Regions from separate parts of the Homo sapiens genome. Here region 1 is linked to region 2. A link is a loop called in an ENCODE intact Hi-C map of the cell type or tissue named here. Cell type or tissue: Caco-2. All regions are shown on one strand. Each heading gives the region's core, and the rest is flanking DNA. Links, peaks and the distances in the headings are about the cores only. Region 1 overlaps TMEM150C (transmembrane protein 150C). Region 2 has its middle 23 kb from the start of LINC00575.

Region 1 (11,479 bases), core at 1,555-9,554, 71 kb before region 2:
GGTAAGAGGGGATTCTGGCTAAACCAACCTAACGGGATTCTTGCCAAAGACACCAGGGTGATCAGATGTCACCTGGGGGATGGTGGAGAATAGAAACCCGACATGGAGAATGATCAGGTATTGAAGGCTGGGGTTTTTTTGCTAAAACGGGATTTTACAAGGCATTCACAGGTGGGCCCAGTAGAAGGTTCAGGAGCCCTGACCAAAGTTTAGTCACATGAAGAATCTTTGTCAGAGGGTAGGGTCCAAATGATACAGCTTTGATGAGTGGAGGAACACCAGGGTTCTTTGTCCTCATGCCAGTTTAGATAAAATGACACGGACACATGAGGAGTGGTTTTAAGGAGTTTAATAGGCCGGAAAGAAAAGAGAAAGGCAGAAGGAAGAGGCTCCCCCGTACACAGCCAGAGGGATGGGGGCGGGGGGGTGCTCCAAAACCAAAAGAGGAGGTCCCCACCTGTCATGGATACCAGTCAGGTGTATATACAGAGGTTGGAGGAGGCGGTGTTTGATTTGCATAGGGCTCAGGGGATTGGTTTGACTAGGCATGTCACTTACGTAGCCCTGCGAGAAAGCTGGCCCTCTCATCCCAGCCTTTTAATATGCAAATGCATTGCCATGATGTTCTACACACGTGGGGATATGTGGGGGTGGCCATGTTGCCAGGAACATGTGAGGCAAGGGCGAGAAGGCTGCAGGAATCGCCATTTTGGGTGGACCCAGTTTCTAATGGCCTGCATTTGTATATCAAAGTTTGCCGGCCTGGTGGGGCCTTACAAGAAACTTTCCGGAAATGCTTTAAAAAATGAAAACTTCCCAAAGACCCCTTTCCCTCTCTATTTGCCTAAAATAATTTCTTAATAACTCCTACAACACAAATAACTTTTTTTTTTTTTTAAATAACTCAGGCTGGAGTACAGTGACGTGATCTCAGCTCACTGCAACCTTCACCTCCTGGGTTCAAGTGATTCTCCTGCCTGAGTCTCCTGAGTAGTTGGGATTATAGGCGCCTGCCGCCACACCTGGCTAATTTTTGTATTTTTAGTGGAGATGGGGGGGGTTTCACCATGTTGGCCAGGCTGGTCTTGAACTCCTGACCTCAGGTGATCCGCCCACCTCCGTCTCCCAAAATGTTGGGATTACAGGTGTGAGCCACTACACCTGGCCTCAAATAACCTACTTTATTAAAACACAACAACTTTGGGAGGCCAAGAAGGGCAGATCACGAGGTCAGGAGATTGAGACCATCCTGGCTAACACGGTGAAACCCCGTCTCTACTAAAAATACAAAAAAAAAAAAAAGGTTAGCAGGGCGTGGTGGTGGGTGCCTGTGGTCCCAGCTACTCGGAAGGCTGAGGCAGGAGAATGGCGTGAACCCGGGGGGCGGAGCTTGCAGTGAGCCGAGATCACGCGAAAAACAAAACAAAAACAACACAGCAACTAAAACATGACCATAATTCAAAATTAGGTTACAGAATCTAAGTTTATTTCATAAGTATTTTATTTTTTGATTTTTGTGTTGAAAAAAAAATCTGTTTTTTCTTTTTCCAAAAACATTCATTGTACATTTAGGTAGACATTTCTAAAAAGAGAGACATGTGTCTTGGGACCCCCACGTTTCATTATTTAGCTGTGAATTTCTTTTAATCTACCCACTTCTTTTAAATCGCAAACAAATTACTTGCAGCTTTCTTTAGTCTCTGCAGAAAATTACTCAAGTAATTGTCTTTATGATGTCTTTCCTTCTTATTTATATAACCACTGAAAAAGGAGATTTTCATTCACTTGACAAGTATTTACCCAGTGCCTTCCCTGGGTCAGGTATTCTGTTGGGTAGTAGGAAGGTACAATTATGAAAAAGGCAGACTCTAACCTGAAGGCATCTAGAGGAGGAGACAGACACAATTACGTAATCACGAATGCAAATGTAGCAACTTTGATAATGCAAACAAGTCCTACAAAGCCCAGAGTAAGGCAAACATAATCCCACCTGAGGAAGCTGGGACTGATGAATAGAGGAGGTGACATTAAGATGGTCTGGAAGGAATTCACCAAGTAGATAAAGCTAGACAGGCATCCTGGGTAAGGGACCGCTCAAACAAAGGCACAGAAACACGGTGTGATTACAAACTAAATGAGAAGGATTTTTACCGATGAGGAGGATTACAGCATGGCTATAGTACTGGGGGAGCAGGAACCTATTGCAATGTTCTCAGAGAGACACAGGTATACTGAATCAAGCATTGTGAAATCAATGAATTCAAGAAATATTTTGGAGGTAGGAGGTGACCATACAAAGAACACTTGAGGCATTTCATTCTTGCAAACGCAGCTGAGACAGGGCCGGCAGTACACACCTTTCAATGAATAGAAACTTTAAAATGTACTCTGCTAGTGAATTTGCGTGTTTGGAATAAAGTCAGTTGGGGCTTGGTAAAGGAGAAAAAAATTGTTGCATTGATAGGATCTGTAGATTTTGTTATAAAAGACAGATATGTAAATGAAAGTACATTCTGAGAATCTGATCCATGCTGAAACTGAGTAATAAAACCAGAACTGTATTGTTTCCAAAGTCTAGTTCAGTGATTCTTCTCCACTTCAAGTGGCTACAAACCAGAAAATCTAATTAACGATGGGAGGTGGGAGGGATGAGACTGAAGATTTACAGGAGATAAAGATTTATGAAAACTCAATATTCAGGATAAAGAAAGGGGGATAGAATAGCTCTTTAATTAAAAGATAACATTCCATTCTTTGTTTTTCATTGTTTAACAAAGATGAAAAGATATCCAGCCCTTTCTCTCTGGCAGAAAAATGCTTAACAGCTTTGAATATGGTTACGAAATGACACCCACGGCTGTGGATGGACATTAGTCTGTTTTTCTGAGCCCCCACAAGACAAGTCCCTAAATTCTGCCACAGGGAGGCCATATGATCACATGCACACAGCCTCATGAGTGGGCAGGGTGGCTGTGGTTTGCTCCCTGGGTTGTAAAACCGTCCTTGCCCAAGGCCTGATAAAAGCAGGTAGTGGAGAAAGGCTGCAAAGCCCATTTCTTAGGCAAAAGAAAAAAAAAAACATTTTCTTTTGTTTTGGTTTTTGCTTTTCAGGCAGTGTTTTGCTCTGTCACTCAGGCTGGACTGCAGTGGCATGATCATGGCTCACAGCAGCCTCCACCTCCTGGGCTCATGTGATCCTCCCACCTCAGCCTCCATAATAGCTGGGACTACAGGTGTACTCCACCACACCTGGCTAATTTTTATATTTTTAGTAGAGACAGGGTTTTACCATTTAGCCCAGGCTGGTCTCAAACTCCTAGGCTCAAGCAATCCTCCCACCTTGGCCTCCCAAAGTGCTGGGATCATAGGTGTGAGCCACTGCTCTCACCCAAGATAAAAAACTTTGATAGGAAAGTACAGAAAAACATTTTGGGGTTGTGGATGAGGAGATAAGGACAACTATATTTGAATCCAAGGAAGCAATAAGAACAAGTAGAACACATTTCTTCTGGCAGTCAGTGCTAGATCCTATCTGCTCAATTGGCCAGGTACTTTGAATGGTCAAACATATCATTTGGCCTTTGGAATCACCCTGCCTAAAAAAGTATTTCCTTGGGAAATAATAACAACAACAATAATAATGATGATGACAGGATATTGGCAGCAGTTAATACGCCCTGTGCCTAACATTCTGCCTAGTACTTTACATGGATTCTCTTATTAATCCCTTACAGCAGCTCTGTAAGGTGGAGACTATTTTTACTGCCAACTTACAAATGAAAATATAAAGGCCTACAGAGGTTTAATATCTTGCTCAGGGTCACACAGCTAGTAAGTGGTTGAATCCAAACTCCTGGGCTATTGTCACTACAACTAAACTTTATTATGCTTTATGACACTCACCACTTACAAAAACCTCTCAATTAATTATAATGCTTAGATGGTCTTCTAATTAATTAAAACTAGATGGCCTCGCTTTCGATCTTTACTGATAGTCTTTCTGAAGTCTATCCTACCTCAGTAAAGACTACATACTGAGCGTAATTATGCCTTTCACTGGTGACCGAGGGTCTTCGGTTAAGAATCATGATTTTGTCTCCCCTGGCATGTCTTCCCCGTGTAATTCTTACCCATCTTTCCAGAACCGATTCCACTGTCAGCCAATCTAGGAAAGGTTTCCCTCACCACCCAGATCATACTGGGTCTTTTTTTTTTTTTTTTTTTTTTTTGGCAAATAATTGCCCATATCTCCTATTTTACTTCACAGAGTAAACCTCAGGTATTTCAGCTTCAGTCATGTAGATATTGTGGTGGCTTTGTACTGTGTCACCTTGGCTCACCTGATCTGTGTTTCCCAGAGTTTCCTTACCTGTGTGTTTCCGGTGAGAATGGACACAAGAGACATTTTCACACGTAATTTGGAGGTGAAAGTGAAGCAGCAGCCATTTACAAAAATGCTCCCATTTTATTTTGGAATAATTTTAGATGTTCAGAGCCACTCTGTTCTTATGTTCCGAGGATCAGGGCAGGTGCTTTCACAGCTCGCACACGTACTTGTTTTTCTGTGGCTCCCCTACTTGGTGTGGGGCATCTGCTGGGCCTGCCACTGCTCCCCCTTCCTCTAGATGCTTCTTGGGCTTCTCTGACTGCTGGGTCAGGAGTGTGTTTAGCTCCACGACGAAAGGTACCCTCTTTCTGCAGGACACTCACACCATCAAGGCTGACGAGGGCTGACCGGGTTCCAGAGTCCTTGTGGGTCCGGGTTGATGCTCATGAGTTCTAGTTGAGCTTGTGGTAGGTTGCTTCCCTGTGCTCTCCCTCCATGCCTTCTTCCCATGGATCTGTCCCTTCCTAACTCTCTGCCCAGTGGACTTCTAACTCCAGCATCAGAAGTGAAGAAAACAGCTTCACACAGTTTAACCAGCTCTACAATTAAGTAAGCTCAAATCCCTGTAAACTGTGTGTGTATACATCATGGTTTTGCTTCTCTTTGAACCCTGACACAGATAGATAGATATAAACGGGTTGAAAGCTTGAATCCAATGAAAACATTACCTTTCATTGGTAAGGTCTCATTCTGGTAATTTATTCATATCCCGAAGTCAGGTTCAAGCAAAGAAGAAAGGAAGAAGAAAAGGCAAGGAGCAGGAAAAATAAAAGTAATTTGTGATAATGTAATATATGTCCACTTTGCACAGGCACTAGGCCAGTGCTAGAAATACAAAGATTAATATTAACCTTAGACCTCATAATCTATGGGGGAGGAGGATTCTTAAAGAGCTAACTATGATAGAATAAATGCTATATAATTGGCATGAATAAAGTACTACAGGAACATGGAGGAGAAAGTCATTAGTTCTAACTGACAGGACCAGGGAAGGCTCTGCAGGTGAAGCAGCACTGATGCTGGGCCATGAAGAATGAGTCATTCACCAGTGCAGGGGCTCTCGAACTTCAGCAGGCATCAAAATCACCTGCACGGGCTATTGCAACAGAAATTGCTGGGCCCCACCTCTGAAGTTCTGGCTCAGTAGGCCCCAGGTGAAACCTGAGAATTTGTATTGCTACAAGTTCCCAGGTGATGCTGATGTGCTCCTGGCCTGGGGACCACACTTTGAGAACCACAGCTCTAGTGAAAAAAGGTGGGGATGAAGATGGCACGTGTTCCAAACAGAGCAGAGGCAAATGGAGATATGCATAAAAATTCATTGGAAATTAATTTCCCCTGCCCACAGCCCCCTCTCTCATTCTCCTCTCTCTCTTACTATTTCTAGTTACTTTTCCTCGTCCCTTTTTTTTTTTTTTTTAGATGGAGTCTCTGTCACCGAGGCTGGAGTGCAGTGGTGCAATCTTGGCTCACTGCAACCTCTGCCTCCTGGGTTCAAGTGATTCTCCTACCTAAGCCTCCTGGGTAGCTGGGACTACAGGTGTGCACCAAGCCTAGCCAATTTTTGTATTTTTAGTAAAGACGGGGTTTCACCATATTGGCCAGGCTGGTCTTGAACTCCTGACCTCGTGATCTGCCCGCCTCGGCCTCCCAAAGTATCCTTGTCCTCTTTACCTACTGTCTTGGATGCATCAAGTTTTATGGTGTCTTTGAGGCACAAAAGTGGAGATGTACAGAAGGCAGGAGACAACCAGGGTCTCAAGTTCAGGTAAGTGGTCAGGCTGGACGTGTTGATTTGGGAGTCTACACAGAGTGGTAATAGAGGGAACATGAAAGCAGGGGGCAGTCAGCACACACGGAGAGTGTGTGAAGGGAGAGAGGAGCCAGCGGGAAGGCAGGGGAGGAGAGCACAGAGCACAGGAGAGCCAAAGACAGAGAAGCACCAGCAGTGGGAGGACAAAGGGGATGCTGCCAAGGAAGGGGAATGGGAACGATCAGAGAAACAGCAGAAGCACAAGAGAGTTGTTTTTTGTTTCTTTCCCTCCCTCCCTCCCTCCCTCTCTCCCTCCCTCCCTTCCTTCCTTCCTTCCTTTTTCTTTTTTTTTGAGACAGAGTCTTGCTCTGTTGCCCAGGCTGGAGTGCAGTAGCACAATCACAGCTCACTCCAGCCTCGACTTCCTGGGCTCAAGCAATCCTCCCATCTCAGCCTCCCAAGTAGCTGGGACCAAAGGCATATGTGCCATGCTTGACTAATTTTTTTGACATTTTCTAGAGATGGGATCTCACTATGTTGCCCAGGCTGACTCAAATTCCTGGGCTCAAGCGATTCTCCTGCCTTGGCCTCCCCAAGTGCTGGGATTACAGGTATGAGCCACTATGCCCACCTGTAAGAGTTTTGTTATGAAGGTCAAGGAGTGGTCAACTGTCTCAAATGCCACAGGTGAGGGCTGGAGAGAGGTCAAGGGATTGGCTAGTGAGTCGATCAGTGATGGCCTTTATCAGAGCAGTTTCAGCAGGACTGTGGAGACAGACTTCCCACTGCAATGATGTAAGATGAAAGGGAGGTGGGGAAGTAGAGAAAGTAAATGTGGGTTACTTTCAAGAGAAGCTTGGCTGTGAAAGAAAGGAAAGATGTGCAGGCATGAGTAAAGGGAAACCTACCTAAAAATTAAGAGAGAAATCTGCTTTTCAAAAAATAGAGAATTGAGCATATTTTATGGTTAATAGGAAAGAAGTAGAGGCTGAAAGTATGGAAAGAGGGAGGGAATGTGTAGGGCTCCATGTGCTGCAGGAGAATTCAGAGGACGGGCCCTCAGCCCAGGAGGGGAGGGCTGAGACACAGGAAAGTGAAAGGCTTGGATCATGCCTTTTGCTCTCTTTCAATCTCTCTCTCTCTCTCTCTCTAGAGAGAGAGAGTGAGAGAGATGGAGTCAGAGGGAGGGCAAAGGAGGGATGGAAGAAACAAGAGAGAGAGAAGGTAGTGGGAGATACAGGGGAGTGAAGAGATATGAGTTTGGAGTAATCCCTGAGGTGTGAGGAGGGTGAACAGACTTATAAAAACCATCCTGTTCAGGGGCCAGGCACGGTGGCTCAAGCCTGTAATCCCAGCACTTTGGGAGGCAGAGGCGGGTGGATCACGAGGTTAGGAGATCGAGACCATCCTGGCTAACACAGTGAAACCCCGTCTCTACTAAAAATACAAAAAATTAGCCGGGTGTGGTGGCGGGTGCCTGTAGTCCCAGTTACTCGGGAGGCTGAGGCAGGAGAATGGTGTGAACCCGGGAGGTGGAGCTTGCAGTGAGCCAAGATCGCGCCACCGCACTCCAGCCTGGATGACAAAGCGAGACTCTGTCTCAAAACAAAACAAAACAAACAAAAAAACCACATCCTGTTCCACACTGAAGGCCTAAATTGGCCTGGAATTCCTAAGTTTGTCTCCACAGAGTGATCAGCAGCCAATATACAATGGCATAAAAGGTAGATGGCTGTTATGAATCCATTCTCACACTGCTATAAAGAAATACCAGAGGCTGAGTAATTTATAAAGAAAAGAGGTTTTATTGGCTCACAGTTCTGCAGGCTGTACAGGAAGCATAGTAGCTTCTGGAGAGGCCTCAGGAAACTTACCATTATGGTGGAAGGCGAAGGGGAAGCAAGCACGTCTTACATGGCCGGAGCAAGAGAGAGTGAATGGGGAGGTAACACACACTTTTAAATAACCAGATCTCATGATAACTCTATCCTGAGACAGCACTAGGGAGATGGTGCTAAACCATTAGAAACAACCCCCATCATCCAATCACCTCCCACCAGGCCTCACCTCCAACACTGGGGATTACATTTTGACATGAGATTTGGGTGGCGACACAGATCCAAACCATATCAATGGCAAATGGAGCCAAGGCAAGGCAGATACAGCAAAATAAAAAGCAGCAAAGATGGAGACTTAGTAAGGAGTAAAGATCTAGTAACTAAGACAGGAATAGCAAGAAGAAAAATAAGGTGCCTGAAGAAACCCGTCTGGATGAGCTGCACTGAGATGCCTTCGAGACATTTAGGAGAGAAGTACGAGGATAGAAATATAACCTGTAGTTCAGAAGAGGTTAAAGACAGGTTTGGAAGTCAGCTGCATAGAGGTGCTGATTCAAGTCAAGGTCACTGTTGCAATAACCCAGGTGGACTATGTAGAATGGGAAGAAAGGATGGAGCCAAGGAGAACACTCATGTTTAGGGGGCAATGGAGGAATGGAGGCTGAAAAAGTGGTCATAGAAGGGCCAGGCATGGTGGCTCACACCTGTAATCCCAACACTGGGAGGCCAAGGTGGGTGGATCACCTGAGGTCAGGAGTTCAAGACCAGCCTGGCCAACATGGCGAAACCTCATCTATATTAAAATACAAAAAATTAGCTGGGCGTAGTGGCACACACCTGTAATCCCAGGTACGTGGGAGGCTGAGGCAGGAGAAGTGCTTGAACCCGGGAGGTGGAGGTTGTAGTGAGCCGAGATTGCACCATTGCACTCCAGCCTGGGCAACAGAGCAAGACTCTGTCTCAAAAAAAAAAAAAAAAAAAAAAAAGGTCATGGAAATAGAGGAAAATGAGGAAAGAATGTTGTCATGAAAGCCAAGGAAAGAAAGGTGCAAGACAAAGAGGTGGTCAACAATGTCAAATGTCCTTAGAGTTCAACCAGGACTAGCACTGAGAGGAGTCTGCTGGATTTAGCAATTCAGAGGTCACTGGTGACATTGGCATGAAAGGTTTTAGTAGGGCACAGGGTCAGAAACCAGGTTATAATTAAGTTGAGAAAGGGATGGGAGGAACTTTGGCTGTAAACAAACAGATGGAGCAATAGTTCAAAGAACAGTCAGGATCAAAGAAAGATTTTGTTTTTTGAGAGAGCTACAGTAAAACAGCACATTAGTACTGAGCATTTGTATAGGCTGATAATAAGAGCTGAAAAGAGAGTATGAATAAGACAAGATAACATGTTTGCTTATCAAGTTAGCAAACTTTTAATCAAAATGACAATGCTGGTGAGAATGCAAATTGAAATGCAAATATTTCTGGATTTGTCAAATATGTAGGAAGATGCAGCCCAGGCTATATTCAGGGATAAATTGGTGGTCTTAGATATTTTCATTATAGTAGAGACAGAAAGGAGGGAAGGAAGAGAAAAAGATGCACCCTCTTCATGAATTTAGAAAGAAACATATAAGGAAACCACGAGGGTGACAATAACAAAGTAAAAGCGACAATCAATGAGCTTTTTAAGACAGCAAAATTAACATGAAGAAATCCTAGAGCTGCTTCTAGAAAATTAAAATATCAAGTGTCTTAAGAAAGATATGCAAAGTAGCGTTATAAAGTATCTATAATATATATATGTACTGATGGGGGTATGTGTGTGTATATATGTATGTATATACATACATCTATAATTGTATATACATAGAACTTTAAGTTATAGGTTACAGCAAGGCAAAATAATTCTTGTCTATAGACATGCAAATTCTGTTCTGTCAAGTAAACTTTTTTTTTTTTTTTTGAGACAGAGTCTCACTCTGCAGCCCAGGCTGGAGTGCAGTGGCACGATCTCCGCTCACTGCAAGCTCCACCTCCTGGGTTCACGCCATTCTCCTGTCTCAGCCTCCCGAGTAGCTAGGACTACAGGTGCCTACCACCACGCCCGGCTAATTTTTTGTATTTTTAGTACAGACAGGGTTTCACTGTGTTAGCCAGGATGGTCTCGATCTCCTGACCTCGTGATCCGCCTGCCTTGGCCTCCCAAAGTGCTAGGATTACAGGTGTGAGCCACTGCGCCCGGCCTCAAGTAAACGTTTAATTGACTATTCTTTCTCCCACACTGCCACAAAACAATGAGTTTTGCTTCCATTTGCACATTTATTTCAATATTTATGAATCAATGTTGTTGGTCCATAGATGTGTCCACTTTCTGAATTCTCTTTTTAACTGGTTATAACTATAACATCTGCCTGATTCCCTCACTAATTAACGTGTACCATAAAGTAACGCATTCATTTATATATTTGTATGAGAGCCATGAATTTATCTTTTTCTGACAACTATCCTTTAACAGTTGCAAACTTTTAGAGAAAAGCTAATTTTAATGCTAAATCAATTATGCTCAAATATGGAAAATTATGGAAAGCTACTCAAACTTTTTTATAGGCTATTTCTGATGCCAAAAACTGATAAGCATATCTCCAAAAAAAGAAAACTACAAGCCAATTTTATTTCTGAACAAAATATATCAACTCTCACAGTTTTGAGCTGATGCAGTTTTACAGTTATTTATCAATTTTTTTACATATCTACCGTTTATGTCTTAAACAGACAAACAAAAAAGACATCAATTATTACTGTCCTTAGATCTCGTAACCAGTTTTATCAATTGGTACTGCAGAAAGATCTCTTTTAACTCCATCTTTTCAATATATGGATTGTCAGGCAGCTTTCTCAAACATGCCAGTAAGTACTTTGATAATTTTTTCAATGACCATAGTTTAAGGAGTAGTTAAGCTAGATTTGTAGAAACAAATAAGGAAGACCAAGTTCAAAGCATCAGCCTCTCAATAAAATATAAAGCCGCAGAAATGTTATCCGCACAATGAAAGAATGTAAATCAGGAAAAAAGTTACCTATCAGTCCAGGTTTCAATACTAACAAATCTGGTTTGTTTTAGAAGAGGTTACCATCTAGAACTTTCACATTACTGAATTTAGTTACAGATCCAAAACCAAAGTTGGTGCGATCCCTAATCCCCTTTGAAATCTTGGTTTTGGTAACTGGAGTTCTGCCAGACAAGCTACATTTGAGAACAAAGTCTCTCACAGTTGGTAAGAAATTGCTATTCTAGAAAATAAAACTTAGAATATAAAGAAAGAGTAGGCCACCAACTTACAGGGTTGTTATGGGAACAAATTAAGGGTGGGTTCTATTAGTGTTTATTTTGCAACGTTTATTTTGCAATGTTCTGGAAGCTTCGGACAATGTGAACAGCTAGAAATAACAAGTATAATTCTGTAAAGGAGGAGGCAAAAATAATTTGTTTCCAGGTGATAGGCTTATTTA
Region 2 (11,479 bases), core at 1,723-9,722:
ATTGCAGTGATAACACTGTGGATAAATTTTTTTAAAATTTAGCTTTCCATTAGTGTTGCTATTATATTTGTGTGGGGGAAGTTAAGTAACATTTTTAAATAAAAGAGAGTGGCCAATCTTTCACTGCAGGGCTATGTCTAGTTTTTACAGAGCAATGGCCTCCCAAGATCCCTTCCAGCCCAGGCGTCTGGCATTTACCAGCTTCTAGTACAGGGCTCTGAGACTCCCAGAACAGCGCAGAAGCAATTGCTTATGCTTAACGTCTATGCTGTCAAAATCCAATGGAAAAATAAGAGCCACACTAAAGCAGAATCAATATAAGTTGTGAAAGTGTTGACCCCTAACTCTAAAAGTACTTTCTAAACATTTACTGAATATCTGCTATACGCCAGTCACTCTTCTAAAGGCTAAGGATACAAAAGACGAGTAGTACAAAGTTCTTGCCCTCGAGGAAGTTCAAAGCCCAATAAGGAAAGGAGACAGCAAATAATCAGCTACAGTGTAATATGGTCAGTGCTAAGACAGAGCATGGAGCAGGTGCTGTGGGATGTTAATTAGGGCATGTTTGGTGCAAAGAATAAGAATTACTTCAAACTGGCTGGAATCAAGGAGGGCTTATTATAAGGATGTAGGAAAATGTCGTGGAATTCAAGGCAGGAAGTGCATTCTGGCCTCACAAGACCCAGGAGCTGGAACCTGAAATATCAGAAACCAGAGTAGCTAGTAGTCTGTCTCTATCTCCCCATCTTTCTCATTCCTTCTGGGGGTAATGGAGTCTTTTGTATCCATTTGCTTTGGCAGCTCTATTCCTCTCTCTCTTTCCAGATTAGTCCCATTGCTCTGTTTTTATGAGGCTCACCTTGGCTTCCCCCAAAAGGGCATCAAGCTCCAGCCTCTACATCATGCTCAGATCCACCACTTACAGCTAATTAGACTCGCTGGGTCCCAATTCCAAATTACCGACAAAGATAATCTGATAGGTCAGTCCTGAGTCAGGCCCAAATGTGGTTGGGGGCAGGAGTCATGAAGCCTGCCGCCTGTTTAGCAAGGCCCATGAGCACAGACTTGCTGAGAAGGGGCAACACAAAAGCAGACAGTCTCCTTCACGGGAGAGCAAGGGACTTGACTTTGACTAGGGATGTTGCAGTTAAGAAGGTGGTTTTGAGTTGAGTTTTGGGGTGACAGTGAGGGGTTAGACTAGAATAGGGTGCGAATTTCAAATATAATTAGGAAGTAGAATCAATAGACTTGATTGCATGATAGAAGGAGGGTTGTAAATGGAATTTCAATGTATCACATAATTGCCTTGGCTCATCCTGTTTGCTAAGGAGCTGTTTAAATGTCACTGTCCTTGGACCCATCAGAGTTTTTTCCATAGTCAAACGCGATGAACTCCCACTTACTCAGCAATGGTCCCTTGTATTCATCAGCAATTCCAACTGCAGTAAGAGCAGACTTACAAGAAACAGTCTGATTCCTCAGAGGAATTCGAGACATCCATCTACAGTTTAAGTTTTCTGCTGCATAGCACATTCCAAGTTCACACACACACGCACACACATGCACACACAACAAGCACTTTCATGGAATGATGCATTGTATTTCTGTCTGGCTCTATATATCCTGTGTATTTTGCATAATGTATGGAATAAATTCACCACTCTATTACTTGAAGATAATTATAACTGGCTTATGTGGTATGTTATAGTCTGTGTATAAAAGAAAACATAGCTGATTTATAAACAGTGATTGTATACACATGTATGTCTAAAATCATTTTGGGTTTTTTGGTTTTTTGTTTGTTTTGAGACAGGGTCCCACTCTGTTGCCCAGGCTGAAGTGAAGTGGTGTGATCTTGGCTCACTGCAATCTCTGCCTCCTGGGATCAAGCGATTCTCCTGTCTCCAAGCGATTCTCCTGTCTCAGCCTCCTGAGTAGCTGGGACCGCAAGCACACACCACCATGCCTGGCTAATTTTTGTATTTTTTGGTAGAAATGAGGTTTCACCATATTGGTCAGGCTAGTCTCAAACTCCTGACCTCAGGTGATCCACCCACCTCAGCCTCCCAAAGTGCTGTGATTACAGGTGTGAGCCACTGCACCTGGGCTAAAATCATTTTGTTTTGTTTTGTTTCTTAGCAGAGGAGGTGCCAGTTTACAAATCCTTATTTATAAAGCTTTTTGCACATTAGTTCTTTCCATTCCCATGGCCATCAGCCTAATTCAAGGTGTTACCATCTCATCCTACATTGTTGCAGTAGCTCCTAACTGACCATTCTATCCATGGCCACCAGACTTCACATCGTTAAGCGTCACTTGCATGATGACACTCGCAGCTCACCAACCCTCTGTGTTCCCCTGTTAACTACCAAATAAAGTCCAAGTTCTATGTCCTAGCTTCAGCATCGTTAGAATTTAGTGCCCAACAACCTTGCAAGTTCCTTTGCTACTCATCCATGGTTCAGCTGCATTGAACTATACTTTACCACCAGCTTCCTAAATGCACACAGATCTCTTCAACCCACACAGACCTTTCCTTCTGTCTAGAATAACTATTCTTTTCTCTTCTCCAACTCTCTAGCTGATGCCACTTTTTTCTACTGCATCTTTGCTAATAAACTCAGCATATACTTATAATGTTTTATAAATTATATATATATAATTTTAAAATAGCCTGGCCACAGCTATTTTTTAGTAGGATTTCACCACTGCTCCTGCTCAGCAGTGTTGCTGCTGGCCCCCGTTTTATTGTACATAAATTCTACCCATCCCTTCTTTGTGCCTTTCACACCAGATTCAACATCCTGGGCAGGGGGTCTGGCAGGCTGAATTTAGTTTTTCTGTACATGCCCTGGCTTCTAAGAAAGAGGGAAGGAAATGGAGCCTCTTAGCCTCTGACTTTCCTTGAGGGGGTCAACAGTACCACGCACAATGAAGAATGCTCCTGCAAACAAAAGGTTTATCCAAAAAGACAGATATCAACTGCAACTTCTATTCACCCTTCAAGCCATGACTTTGATGTCACTTTGATGTCACTGTAAGAGGCTGATGTGAACTTCTCTCCTCTCCTTCCAGGAGGAGCCAGGGACTCTCTTTGGGATCCCAGAGCATTCTGGCCATTTCTCTATTAAAACATTATATTGCATTTTAAAATATGTGCTCTATCTTGAAAGTAATGTTCATTTTTGAAAATAGTCAAGTATTAAGTGTAAAGAAGAAAGCAAAAGCCCACTCATAATCCCATCATTAAGATTTGAGTTGTTTATCTTTACTCTTTCTTCTACTATACACATACATAACTTATCATGTACGGAGCTTGGGTCATACTTGTTACATGGCCTTATAATCTTTTTTTTGAGACAGAGTCTAACTCTGTTGCCAGGCTGGAGTGCAGTGGCATGATCTTGGCTCACTGCAACCTCCACCTCCAGGGTTCAAATGAGTCTCCTGCCTCAGCCTTTCAAGTAGCTGGGACTACAGGCACGTGCCACCATACCCAGCTAATTTTTGTATTTTTAGTAGAGACAGGGTTTCACCATGTTGGCCAGGATGGTCTTGATCTCTTGACCTTGTGATCTGCTCACCTCGGCCTCCCAAAGTGCTGGGATTACAGGTGTGAGCGAGCCACTGTGCCCGGCCTGATGGCCTTATAATCTTTATGTTCATATTTTTATCTAGAAAGAGGTGGAGGCACTGGTATTTCCAGCTTTGCCTCCCCCTGCTATTAATACCTAGTACCGTGTTTGGCACATGGTTGGCTCTTACTTGCTAAGTCAATGGAAAAGCTCCCAGAGGACAGAAACCACATTTTGAGTCACTTTATATTTGATTTAGGACCTATTATATGATCTTGCACATATTTTAACCTAATGCTTTCAAATGAAATAATTCAAGTCATGTCAATCTTTTAAATGTTAAAGTTTTGGGGTATAGATATGTATTGTGTGTTCTCCTCCCTACACAAATTTAATAGTAAGACCAGGAGTATGAGTTACAGTAGCAGTGACAATGACAATGGCCTTTGTTTCTGCTGTCTTACTAATGAATCACCAGAAACACTGAACCCTCCAAATTTCTCTTTCCCTCCCATTTGGAGAGCCAGACATTGTCTCATTGACAACCTTGAAGTTATACTTCCATAGCCATTTATCGTGACATTCAATGGTTAACTTTTTTCACTGCCCATGTAGAGTATTAGAGATGGCAGCAAATTCTTTGTCACTTTTGTTACTGAGAGATGGAAACTCTTTCTCCACCCCTCCGCTTATGATCTGGGCTTTGGTCAGTAGAATACAGTGGAAGTGATGCTATGCTGGTTCTGAGCCTTGCCATTAAGTGGGACCAGCAGCTTCCTCTTTTTCCCTCTTGGAATCCAGCTTCCATGCTATGAGGGAGCCCAAACAGCCACTTGGAGAGGCCAACAGGGAAGAGAGTCAAGGCCTGGGTCTACCGGCCCCAGCTGGCCAGCCAGGTGAGCACGCCAACTTGAAAGTCAAGTTGTCCCCAGGAGATGCTACATGGAGAAACCTGAATTGTCCAGGCTAACGCAGACCTAACAGCAAAACTGCGACCAAATAAATGGTGGTTTTTTTTTTAAGCCATTAAGTTTTGGAGTAGTTTGTGACATGGTAATACATAACTGAAACAGTTCCCGCAGTTAACCCTGCTTTTCTTCTAGAGGGAGGGGAGAGCTCTCTTGCCTCTAGGGCAAGAGCAGGAAACTTGCTCTTCAGTTTCTAATCTCTTCTGAGTTGGATAAAAGAACTCCTGAGTTCTCCAACTTTTAAATGTTTCGTTCTATAGAATTTCCATTTCTCAACAACTGACCAGGGTTTCTAGAGAGTTCTTAGGGCCTTCGACTTTGCCTTCCCACAGAGTAACCTCTCCAAACACCTAAGGCACTGCCCAAGAAAGTGAAAGAGGGAGGCCTCGATGGTCCCTTCTTGTTTAGGAGTCTTCATCACAGCTTCCTGGAGTTCTTCTTTCCCCCAAAAGATTCATCAGATCTCTGATTCTCAGGTAAGACTCCGCTTGCTCTGCCCTGGTAGACAAAGCTGGCTTCCTCTACATCCATATGTTAGCAACTTGCATGATATCCAGAGTGCCTTATTAACCCCAAGCAAACTTCCTAAACCTTCATTAGCTCATTGTAAAGCAACTCAATATCTCTCTCTTGGTTTTTGCTTTCCAGGCCTCTCAATTTCTTCTGCTGGATGCTTCGACTATCTGCTTTGAGTATCACTCCAGCATCTTAAATCAAGAGCTCTCTTCTGCTTCAGCAGCTCCCACGGTGCAATTTCCTCTTCCAATTCTGAAAAGCTGCAGCAGGATGTGCATTATCAGAGAATCCTGGGGATGGGGAGAACCTGGGGGGAACACTTAAAATGTTCCCCTGACTTCAGGCAGGACTGTGTGCACACCAGAGTGGTAACAAAGAATTTAGGACCTAAAAATAGCTCAGGGAATACTTAACTTTCTATAAGACATCTGGGATTCTCTCCTAATTCCCAATTTACCCCTCTTCTACCCTAATTCTCAAATCTCTAAGGCGGGGACTGAAACACTTATTAAAAACTCTAGGCTGGCTACACTGGCTCATGCCTGTAACCCCAGCACTTTAGGAGGCCGAGGTGGGTGGATCACCTGAGGTCAGGAGTTTGAGACCAGCCTGGCCAACATGGTGAAACCCCGTCTCTACTAAAAACACAAAAATTAGCTGGGCCTGGTGGCGGGTGCCTATAATCCCAGCTACTTGGGAGGCTGAGGCAGGAGAATTGCTTGAACCTGGGAGGCAGAGATTGCAGTGAGCTGAGACCGTGCCACTGCACTCCAGCCTGGGCAACAAGAATGAAACTCCGTCTCAAAACAAAAAACAAAACAAAACAAAACAAAACAAAAAATTCTAGAAAGCTGAATAGGTTCTCTTCACACCTGAGCCTCCTACCAACCCTGGGCTAGGCACACATCGATCTGAAATAAAGGGGTGGTAGTGGGCAGAGTCTTCATGAAACCAGCACCACTGTGAGGGCTTTTAGTTAGGGCAACCAATCCTCCAAATTGGGACACTTTTGAGAATAAAGAGGTTTGCTATTGATAATTATGCCATGGCAATAGTGATAAATTGGGGCTGTCCCAGCTAAATCAGGATGTACGGTCACCCTATATTTGGGAGCGGCTAAGAACGTGAGGTGGGGTGGGGGAGAGGAGGCAGGACTGCACTGAGAAGGAAAAAGAGTCCTAAAATACATCTCTTGTGTCCTCTGGTGCTTTTAGACCAATGGTTCTCATACTAAAATTGCCCGAGGAGGTTTTAAAAAATTATCAAGCCCTAGACCCCGACCTAGGCCAATTGCATCAGCACCTGTGAGGGTAAGAGCCAGGCATAAACATGTTTTGAGTGCCCCCAGGTGGCTTTAATGTATATCAGGGTCAGGAACCACTGTTCAAGGCCTCAGGGACAGTACTTAGACTCACAAGAGCCGACTGGTCCCTTTGGAGCCAAAAGACTCAAATCTACCTTAAGCTTTGACACATTATCTAAGTTGTCTTTCACTGCAAAGAGCAGAAAACCCTGGCAATCAGAAAGGAGATTTACCTTTTTTTTTTTTTTTTTTTTTAATTGAGGAGGCATCTTGCCCTGTCCCCTGGGCTGGAGTGCAGTGGCGCGATGTCGGCTCACTGCAACCTCCGCCTCCCAGGTTCAAGCAATTCTCCTGCCTCAGCCTCCCCAGTAGCTGGGATTACAGGCACATGCCACTGTGCTTGGCTAATTTTTTATATCTTTAGCAGAGATGGAGTTTCACCATGTTGGCCAAGCTGGTCTCGAACTCCTGACCTCGTGATCCACCCGCCTCAGCCTCCCAAAGTGCTGGGATTACAGGCGTGAGCCACTGTGCCTGGCAGATTTACTGCTTTCTGTAACAGGTAATATGAAGTCCTAAAGCAGGATGCATCTAGGCTTGGTTAATTCATTGGCTCAATGACATCATCAAGGACCTGCATTCTTCCGTCTTTTCCCTCTGTCATCCTAACTTGTTGGCTTTCCCCTGGGCTAGTTCCCCACATAGACACAAGAGGGTTTCCGCAGTTCTAGATCTCAGACGCAGGCATGAGGTCCAGAAGGACTGTCTCATCTAAGACCTGGAAGACTTTCCTGGAAGCTTCTCCTCCCCCTCTCCCTTACCTTCATCTCTTGTTTCATTAGCCAGAACTGGATCATTTGCCCACCTCCAAAACAACCACCAGCAGAGAGAAGAAAATCATCATGATTGGCTTGGGCTATTCAGGGCTCGCCACTGAGCTGGGTGAGAGTCCTCTTCCCTGAGGGAGGGACACCTGGCAAATCAGTGTCCTGTTGGCAAAGAAGGAAGGGTGTATAGGAACCAACAATGTCTGCAGCACCTAACAGTGACCAAAGTCAGATTGGTCTGTGCATAGGAATATCCACCCTAATGAGGTTGTTTTGAGGGGCAAATGAGATAGTGCATGCAAAAGTGCTTATGCTAAGTACTATTTTAAAAGATTTTTTAAAATAATTCCATTTCACAGAAGGAAAAAACTAAGGCACAGGAAAATTAAATGTTGTTATCAAAGTTTACCCACGTTATCATGATCTGACTTGTTGGCCTGTGTTCTTCACAGGCGACTAGTGCTACTTGAAATATTCTTCAAGCACATCCCACAATCTGGCTTCCTGTAGCTCAGCAATGGGGTCTTCCAACAGGGGATAAGAATGAAGTACAATGTAAATATAAAATAGAAGCTGATACTTGGGAGGCTGAGGCAGGAGGATTGCTTAAGCCCAGGAGGTGGAGGTTGCAGTGAGCCAGGATTGCACCACTGTACTCCAGCCTGGGCAACAGAGCTAGACCCTGTCTCTGAAAAAAAAAAAAAAAAGCTGAAGAAAACTATTTTTAAATAAAAAGTTTATTTTAAAAAACATTGTTATTTTTTCTAACACGTATTATTTAATTAGTCCTACTATTAATTACTACTAATTGCAACTGTTAACTACTAATATTGTTGTGTTGCTTAAATAATAACATTTATGTCACAGTAAATAATACAGAATATAATGTATAGCGAGAGAAGGGAGGAGGGGATCAATGTACAGTATTTACCGTGGCCAGGAGAGGAGGAATGGGGATGAACTAAAAAATCAAAAGGAGACCCAGAAACTACATAGATTTGTCAAAACAAGCAAACAAACAAAAAGACAATCCTGGCAGAAGCGTGGGAAGTAGAACACTATTGCTTAATATCTGCCAAGCCTGCAAAGGGTTCAGCACACATGGTTGCATGATGGGATTTTTTTGATCCCTTGAGGTTGATCTATGAAAAAACAGATGCTGCATTAGACTACTTTGCCATTTACAGGGCAGCATGGTACCTTATATTAAAGATGTCAGCTGCTTGGGGAGTCTTTGCAGAGGAGAGGATGGAGGACTGATACGTCCATAAAGCTGAGATTCTTTTCTGTTGAATTGTTTTAGAAATCACTAACTTAGTTCTTTCAAAATGCGAGTATTGCTTTCCTTCCCCTCATTCCGTCCTTTCTTAAAAATCTTGGCCCTAGTCTAGGTAGTTGGCCTGCTTTTGGGGTGGGAATAATGATATGTTTGAGAATTTTGAAATCCAGACCATGAAACAAAATGTTCTGTGGTTAAACCACAGTGCTAATGATACTGCTATCCAAACAACTACATATACCAACGTGTATTTTCGGGCTAGACATTGTTCTGCCATCTCTAGATTCCGATTTACAGTTGGAATAGTAAGCCTTGACAAACAGTAGGCAATGGATACATCCTTGGTAAGTATGTCCAAATAAGGAGAACTACTCTTGGGCAAGATTATGAAGAGGGCAATGTTTCCTTTCAGGCCCACCCAGTTCTCTTCTGCACGTCTCTGTTCTCTGCTTCCCTTCCCTTTCCTTCTATGGAGGAGGTGATAAGAGCTCTCGGCCTCCACCATCCTGGATTTGTTCCCCCTTCGGCTCCCTTCCCACTCACCTTTCCACTAGCTCCAAAATGATCACACTCTCCAACCCTCAGTATATTCTAGCTCAGCATGGCTGATCTGTACTAGGTGTTAGGATAGGGTAATATAGAACAGCAATCTTTGTTAAGATATGAATGACTGAAGATATTTACCTTTCAAATGAGATACTTTAAACCCAAATAAATCTGTAATTGGTGGAATTTCAGGCAATGACAAAAGGAAGAGAAATGAGGAAAATCCAGGGCCATCTTTGACATCACCACACATAGGCCACAACAAACTCGGTCTTCTTAAAGTCAGTTGTAGAATTACTCCTTGTCTTCAAGAGTAGAGAGGAAAGCAAGGGGAAACTCGTAAAGTCATGAGATACATCCCTTGGGATTGTGCCTCCTATCTCTCTTTAAGTCAACAATCATATATCTCTCTGGGCTATGTCCTTAGTGCATCTAGCATGGGTTTTCAATTGCACAAATTTGTGATAAAGGAAACACACACTTCAAGATACCTTTTCCCAGAAGTACTTCTTCTAAGATATCAGACCTTAGACCAGCAAGCTCACACCGACCTAGGAGTATAGGGCAGAGTTTTAAAATAAGCAAACCTAGACAAGATTGGTAACAAGGGATGATGATAATGATACATTTGTGGGTTCGGATTCTTAGGTGCCTGGGGGTGCCCTGATCAGAAGACTCTGAAAGAAGGAATAGTTCTTTAAGTCAAACCTGATGAATTTCTTGTATTAAACATCAGAAGTGGGTGAGAAATGGCAGCACTGAACAAACCAGGGAACTAAGAGGTTCTGCCACTGACTGTCTGTAATAGCAAAAGGTTGGGGAAAATTGAATGTCCATCCATGGGGAACTTGTTAAATGAATGATGATGTGTCCACATAATGAGATTCTAGGCAGCTATCAAACAAGATGAGAAAGCTATTTGCTGGTACAGGAATATACAGATTAAACACATAAAGGCGCTACTTTTGTGTAAGAAAAAGGAGAAACAATAATACACACATTCACATTTGCTGTATTTGCATAAATAAATAATAAAAATGCTTACTTGTACAGAGAAAATAGGAAGTGGAATGAGATAAATGGAAGAGGAGGGGAGCCAGACCCGTCACGGTTTGATATTGTTTCGACTTTTGAGCCATGAAAATATATTACCTATTTCAAAAGGTTTTGCGATTTGATATTGAAGTATTGTCAAAGTGGTTTATTGAGCATTTAATATATAATTTTCCAGTGAAGTAGGCTGAGTTTGTATGATTGACCACATTGGATCCAGGAGGAAATAGGGCCTAGTGTGATTTAGATACAATCCCACCTCTGCTATTCTTTGATCCTGGGCAAGTTGCTTAACTTTTCTAACCCTATCTGTAAAATGGGAATAATCGTAGAAGTGAAACAATGAATGTGGAGTCAAGTGAGGACTCAGTAAGAGTTAACTATTATCATTATGATTATCATCTACCATAGCTGGTCAGTGGCTGGGATGCTAGACCCCAGGTCTCCTGACTCCTAGTCCAGTTTGTGTTTCACCAGAACATAGGCAGGAAAGCGCTTGTTGTGTCTGTTCAAATAGAGATTTCTTGGAAGAAACACACCTTCTAAGAGGTATGAGCAGGTTGGTATTAACAAAGAAAAGTCTGTGAAATGAAATGAATAGATAATTCCTTTAAAAGAAGTTCTCTCCTCTATTCAGCATAGCACTATAAAACTTAACTGCAGTGGATGAATTAGTATTAGGGATTGATTTAAAATAATATAGGGGTAGAGAAAGTGGGTGGGGTATACATGAAACAAATTAGCCATGAGTTGACAACTGTTGAAGCTGAATGATGGGTACATAGAGGTTTGCATACTGATTGTCAACTTTTATATATATTTAACATTTCCATAATAAAAAGTTAAATATATATTGTAGCAGCTTAAACATGGCTACAAAATTCTCTGATACTCTTCCTGTTTGAGGGGTGAAGTCTATGTCACTTCCTCTTAATCCAGCAGGTTTTGGGACTGTTCTGACCAATAGAATGCAATGCAAGTGGCCCTGTGCCAGGCTCCCTTTAGGCCTTAAAGACTGGCAGCTTCTACCCTCATCTCTTGGAACACGGTCTGGAGTCCTGAGCCACCATGTAAGAAGTTTGACAACCCTGCTAGAGAGACCACAGAAAGGGGCTCTTGAGACTACACGGAGAGAAAAAGGGGCCTGGCTTCCCTGTTGTTCCTGCCAAGGAGGCACACATGTGAATAAAGCTTTCTTGGACCCTCCAACCTAGCCCCACCACCAGCTGAATTCCACAGAGTGACCTCATTGCTGTGATACAGAGCATAACAATTGTCCAGGAAAGCCCTGCCCAAGTTCTCAACCCACAGACAATAAATATGGGAAAATGATTGATGTTTAAGCCATCAAGTTTTGGGATAGTTTGTTACACAGCATTAGATAGATAACCAGAATACACATGCCACACACA

The links. A loop is a pair of places that touch in the nucleus more often than their neighbours do. Peaks named below come from ENCODE experiments on the same cell type or tissue, not always from the same donor. Only the 100,000 strongest peaks of a DNase experiment are listed, where the experiment ranks them.
Region 1: a loop joins it to region 2, with 7 times the contacts of the local background. A loop is called at or near these places in 1 of 110 quality-filtered maps.

Annotation. Positions count from the first base shown.
Region 1 is chr4:82,522,815-82,534,293 of GRCh38, forward strand. The region is part of intron 1 of TMEM150C (transmembrane protein 150C); the gene reads right to left. Among named protein-coding and RNA genes, the nearest start is that of TMEM150C, 33 kb to the right of the region's middle. RefSeq lists an enhancer at 9,082-9,376. In Caco-2, for the core only: no CTCF peak of the experiment used is centred there; DNase peaks (open chromatin) are centred at 1,997, 2,947 and 9,117.
Region 2 is chr4:82,593,160-82,604,638 of GRCh38, forward strand. No RefSeq gene overlaps it. Among named protein-coding and RNA genes, the nearest start is that of LINC00575, 23 kb to the right of the region's middle. In Caco-2, for the core only: no CTCF peak of the experiment used is centred there; a DNase peak (open chromatin) is centred at 6,392.